2 separate regions of the Homo sapiens genome follow, and region 1 is linked to region 2. A link is a loop called in an ENCODE intact Hi-C map of the cell type or tissue named here. Cell type or tissue: sigmoid colon. All regions are shown on one strand. Links, peaks and the distances in the headings refer to the core of each region. The heading gives the core; the rest is flanking DNA.

Region 1 (2,904 bases), core at 107-2,606, 110 kb before region 2:
GGGGATTATGTGGCCACAGTCTTCTTTGACAGGCAGGGAAACTGAGGCTCAGGGAGGAGGCGGTCAGATGGCAGACCAGCCTCCAGATTCTCAGCCTCTGTATGGCTGGGCCAGTCATATTTCTCTCTCTCTCTCTTTTTTTTTTTTGAGATGGAGTCTCGCTCTGTCGCCCAGGCTGGAGTGCAGTGGCACAATCTCGGCTCACTGCAAGCTCCGCCTCCCGGGTTCACGCCATTCTCCTGCCTCAGCCTCCCGAGTTGCTGGGACTACAGGCGCCCGCCACCACGCCCGGCTAATTTTTTTTGTATTTTTTTTTAGTAGAGACAGGGTTTCACCGTGTTAGCCAGGATGGTCTCAATCTCCTGACCTTGTGATCCGCCCGCCTCGGCCTCCCGAGGTGCTGGGATTACAGGCGTGAGCCACCGCGTCCGGCCTCCCGAGGTGCTGGGATTACAGGCGTGAGCCACCGCGTCTGGCTGGGCCAGTCATATTTCTTGGCAGTTTTCCTGGTAGCCTTTAAAAGAAGTCCAACCAGTGTCTGTCAGACTTTGCCAAGTTTTGCTCTTAGAGAAGAGATGAGGCCAGGCACAGTGTCTCATGCCTGTAATCCCAGCACTTCGGGAGGCCGAGGCGGGTGGATCACCTGAGGTCAGGAGTTCGAGACCAGCCTGGCCAAGATGGTGAAACCCCATCTCTACTAAAAAAAATAAAAAATTAGCAGGGTGTGGTGGCGCATGCCTGTAATCCCAGCTACTCGGGAGGCTGAGGCAGGAGAATCGCTTGAACCCGGGAGGCGGAGGTTGCAGTGAGCTGAGAACATAGCACTGCACTCCAGCCTGGGTGACAGAGCGAGACTCTGTCTCAGGAAAAAAAAAAAAAAAAAAAAGAAAGAGATGAGCATGCTGGAAAAGAGGGAAATACCACAGGCCCATCTTTCCCGTGTGAGTTTACATATCCCAGCCTCTAGAAAAGACCACTCTCCCCGTCGCGGGGGCTCATTCCTGACAGCAGAGTTGTTTTCCTGTGGAAGGGCTGGGGTCAGGCCCGGGACGCGGGGCAGACCTCCTATGTGGAAAGCCTCGAGTGGCTGTAACCCAGGGCTGAAAAAACAAACATGTTACCTCACTGGACAACAGCTCAGAGCTCTTAAGAGGGGGAATACCAGCGCTGAAATATGTGCAATGTAAAGAAAGGAATTTACAGAAGGTCAGGTGCTTCAATCTGGGAGTCTAGGCCGATGCGGCCCCTAACTGGTAGAGAGCCATTCCATTCCATCCAGATGGCTTGGCAGCCACAGTACTTTTTCCTGTTGGGCCATCAGGGAAGGAGAGGAGGCTCGTGATCCTGGGGCCCGTCCGGGCAGTTAGCCCCCTTCCCGAGTGGTGTTGAGGGACAGCTGCGACCTGAGCACCTGGCACTCGGCCCTGGGGCCTGGGGTCGTGGGAATCAGCCCTGTTGCTCTGAGGAAGTCACTGGAACCTGAGCAGGGAGGTCGAATATGCCTGAGTAGGAGAAAAACAAAAAGTTGGTGCAGGACAGCCCCGGACACGTGCTTGCCCTGAGCCTGGAGAATTTGGAAGGGAGGCTGCCGGGTCAGACCTGCCACTTGACTCGAGAGAGAATTTAGGTATCCCAAAACTTAGGAGCGGGAAGCGTTTCTTTTTTTTGGAGATGGAGTCTTGCTCTGTCACCAAGGCTGGAGTGCAATGGTGCGATCTCGGCTCACTGCAACCTCCACCTTCAAGATTCAAGGGATTCTCCTGCTTCAGCCTCTTGAGTAGCTGGGACTACAGACGTGCACCACCACACCTGGCTAAGTTTTTTTGTATTTTTAGTAGAGATGGAAGTTCACCATGTTGGCCAGGCTGGTCTCGAACTCCTGACCTCAGGTGATCCGCCCACCTCGGCCTCCCAAAGTGCTTGGATGACAGGCATGAGCCACGGCGCCTGGCCAGGAGTGAGAATCGTGTCTAATGCCAGTTATTCAAGAATCATCTTGGTGTGCTTTCAAGTACTTTGTGAAACCCAGCATAGGTCTCCTTGGAGTTGAGAGTTGCACTTTGCTAGACAGAGAGGAGCCGCAGCACGGAGCCACACGACCACGTGCATGCACCATCATCCTCCCGCACCCGTCACGCAGGCTGGGGTGCAGTGGCACGGTCATGGCCCACTGCAGCCTCAACCTCTGGGCTCAAGCAATCCTCCCACCCCAGCCTCCTGAGTAGCTGGGACTACAGGCGCGTGTCACCACGCCCAGATAATTTTTAAATTTTTGTTAGAGATGGGGGTCTCACTATGTTGCCCAGGCTGGTCTTGAACTCCTGGGCTCAAGCAATCCAAGTTCTGGGATGACAGATACGAGCCTCTGTCTCACTCTGGACTCCTTAGAGAAGGGAGTGTGAATTCTCTGTGGAGTGATAAGTACAACTGTTGAGAGTATAGTTTGAACTTGACATAGGTTTATAAGGTTGGGCCTGGCTGGAGAATCCTAACAGGTTTATGCTGGGCGCGAGGAAGTTATAAAAATGTTTCTCCTGTTCCTTAGAGTTCGTCCTCAGGGACAGGGGGTGTGGGGCATCCGAGGTGCCTCGTCCTGCTTGTGGTGGGAGGGGGGTCATAGTCTTTTCTTTTTTTGAGACGGAGTCTCGCTCTGTCTCCCAGGCTGGAGTGCAGTGGCGCGATCTCAGCTCACTGCAACCTCCGCCTCCTGGGTTCAAGCGATTCTCCTGCCTCAGCCTCCCAAGTAGCTGGGATTACAGGCGTGAGCCACCATGCCTGGCTAATTTTTCTATTTTTGGTAGAGATGGGGTTTCACCATGTTGGCCAGGCTGGTCTCAAACTCCTGACCTCAGGTGATCCGCCCGCCTCGGCCTCCCAAGGGTCATAGTCTTCCGTTTGGACTTC
Region 2 (2,904 bases), core at 103-2,602:
CTTTCTTGTTAGCTTCTGAATCTGCAAACAGAGAAGGTAACCAGGAGGCAAGCTGCCTGTGTCTCTCAGTAGGAGGCATTTGGAACCAATCGTGTGGTGGCCCCTTTGAGTTCGCTGTTTGGAAGTAAAGTGACATGCACGAATACTGACTGCATTGTAAAAATGGCTTTCCGGCCAGAGCCTTGGACTTTGTGTTTTGATGGAAACGCCCATCTAAATTTCCTGCTTTATTTTTTCTTAATGACCAGGCACGAACCTGGCAAATGCTACTATTTTTTAAATCCTGCTCGTGTTAAGCCGTAGCAGTACCTTTTAGAGACAAGAAATCAGCTGGGCGCAGTGGCTCACGCCTGTAATCCCAACACTTTGGGAGGCTGAGGCGGGCAGATCACCTGAGGTCAGGAGTTTGAGCCCAGCCCTGGCCAACATGGTGAAACCCTGTCTCTCCTAAAAATACAAAGAAATTAGCCGGGCGTGGTGGTGGGTGCCTATAATCCCAGATACTCAGGAGGCTGAGGTAGGAGAATTGCTTGAAGCCAGGAGGCAGAAGTTGCAGTGAGCCGAGATCGTGCCATTGCACTCCAGCGTGGGCGACACGGCAGGACTCCGTCTCAAAAAAAAAACAAAACAGGAAATCAACGTTCAGTAATTGGAAATGAATCGTCAGGGGTTGACGTCCTCCTGAGGGTGTCAGGGACCACAGAGAACCTCTGCTTAATTCGTAGTGTTTCATCTTCGATCCTTCACTCGCCCCGTTTTGTAACAACTTTATGTAGCAGAAAGAGAGACGAGAATTGATGTTGGTCTGGAAGAAGTGGGGAACGTGATACTTTGTTCTGTATTTACTCCTATATTTATTTCTTTATTGGGCTTGTAGCTGTTTTTTCTTATTCTACATCAATCACTTGGATGCATAAATTCAAAGACATATGTTTGCGGGTCTCACACATCTGTCTTGAATTTCATCTTTTCCACCCTGTCTTCTACTTTCCAAACAATTTACCTCCCCTCTCTCTCTCTCCCTGCTGTTACTTATTTCATTGTGTGACGGAACCCTTTCATTTCAGGAGCTGGTGGAGGGAAAGAATGCAAGCCACAGTCCGTTTCTATATAAAGGCATCTTTGGTACTGGGTGGTCACAGTTTCTTAGTGTCGGACACGATTCCTTTTGCTGTGGACGTGGCTGGTCCGTGGCAGTGGGGCTGAGGCTGTTTGCAGAGCTGTGGACACGCCTGGCTTGCCGGATTCCCAGTGAGGTGACATTACCGCTGTGGACCGGTCCAGGCCAATTTAGAGAAAGCCTTCACGTGCCAGGCTCCGTGCAGAACGGTCCCTTCTGACTTTTTTCTTTGATCTCTTTTTCCAGGCTGGGAGTTTCTCACATCATTGTAAATATTTCCTCTCCCCTCCTTGTCATTTGGCCCAGGGCTCAGTGGGGACTTCCTGAAGCAGGAAAGTGATCAACACGGGGTTTATAACTGGGCACTGGAAAGTTCTGCCAAGAAACAGAGCTTTCCACGCAGCCGAGAAGGGAAAAAAAAAAAGCCCTTGTGAAATAACAATCAAATAGGAAATTGAGAAGGGAGCTGTGCCGAGTGCTAGTGGCTCCGCGGGGGGACAGGTACGGACGGTGCCGAGATGACAAACATCTCCGTGGTTCCCACCAACCACACTTCCTGCTCTTCTGTTCATTTTGCAGAGCGGACACGGAAAAGCTCACCCTGCCGACTTGGAATTTATAATAGCATTTGGGGCGGTAGGCGCTACGTAGTCACATTCCTCATCTACCAGAAGCTGCGGAAAGTTTCGAGATGATTTGACTATGTGGGATATGATGAGGTTTCTCTTCAAATAATCTGATCAATCTTTTATTCTTTAATTCATTGTACCCCTCCACCCCCACCATTTTTCTCCTTTTTTCTCCTTTTCCCTTCTCGCCTTTGTTAAGTGCCCAGCATGCCACAGTACCAAGCGTTATCAGTACCAGCTCACATTCCTTTCCTTATTTAAAGAAAGACTAACTTTCTGGCTCATTACAGACACCCCTTCCCCTTTCCCTCCACTTTTCTTTAACGTACCCACCCTATCTAAAAAAAAATCAAATGTTTATCCAACTGGGATTAGTTTATATTATAAGACCCGACTCCGGCCAATAAAAAAAGGGTACAGGGGCAGGACTTGTGTCAGGAATGAAGGCTTTTGTGCCCCTTTGTTCAGGTGTGCTCTCATGGCGACTGGCCAAAGGGGCACCCCTCTGTGCAAAAATAAAACTGCTTTGCTAAAAGTCCTTTGTTCGTGTGTTCAATTTCCTTAAAATTTTTTTTCTTTTTTCTTTTCTTTTTTTTTTTTTTTTTTGAGACAATTTCTCTCTGTCGCCAGGCTGGAGTGCAGTGGCACGATCTTGGCTCACTGCAACTTCCACCTCCCGGGTTCACGCAATTCCCTGCCTCAGCCTCCCGAGCAGCTGGGATTACAGGCGCCCACCACCACAGCTAATTTTAGTAATTTTAGTAGAGATGGGGTTGTCTTGGCCAGGCTGGTCTTGAACTCCTGACCTTGTGATCCACCTGCCTTGGCCTCCCAAAGTGCTGGGATTATAGGCACAAGCCACCGTGCCTGGCAATTTCCTTAAAATTGTGAGCATTATTCCTAACACCTAATTTTTAAAACCTTATTTATTTATTTATGAGATGCAGTCTCGCTCTGTCCCCCAGGCTGGAGTGCAGTGGTGTGATCTCGGCTCACTGCAACCTCCGCCTCCCAGGCTCAAGTGATTCTCTGGCCTCCAAGCAATTCTCCCGCCTCAGCCTCTCGAGTAGCTGGGATTACAGGCATGAGCCACCACACCCGGCTAATTTTTGTATTTTTAGTAGAGACGGGGTTTTGCCATGTTGGCCAGGCTGG

What was found. Peaks named below come from ENCODE experiments on the same cell type or tissue, not always from the same donor. Only the 100,000 strongest peaks of a DNase experiment are listed, where the experiment ranks them.
Region 1: it touches region 2 in a loop (2.1-fold over the local background); 2 of 110 quality-filtered maps call a loop at or near these places.

What each region holds. Positions count from the first base shown.
Region 1 is chr17:953,145-956,048 of GRCh38, reverse strand. The region is part of intron 1 of NXN (nucleoredoxin); the gene reads left to right. Among named protein-coding and RNA genes, the nearest start is that of NXN, 25 kb to the left of the region's middle. RefSeq lists a silencer at 88-316 and an enhancer at 407-907. In sigmoid colon, for the core only: no CTCF peak of the experiment used is centred there; a DNase peak (open chromatin) is centred at 1,342.
Region 2 is chr17:845,865-848,768 of GRCh38, reverse strand. The region is part of intron 1 of NXN (nucleoredoxin); the gene reads left to right. It overlaps LOC124903894 (a long non-coding RNA gene), which reads left to right. Exons shown (of 2, transcript XR_007065574.1): 2 at 1,700-2,284. Among named protein-coding and RNA genes, the nearest start is that of MRM3, 65 kb to the right of the region's middle. In sigmoid colon, for the core only: no CTCF peak of the experiment used is centred there; no DNase peak of the experiment used is centred there; H3K4me3 peaks cover 1,356 bases; H3K27ac peaks cover 704 bases.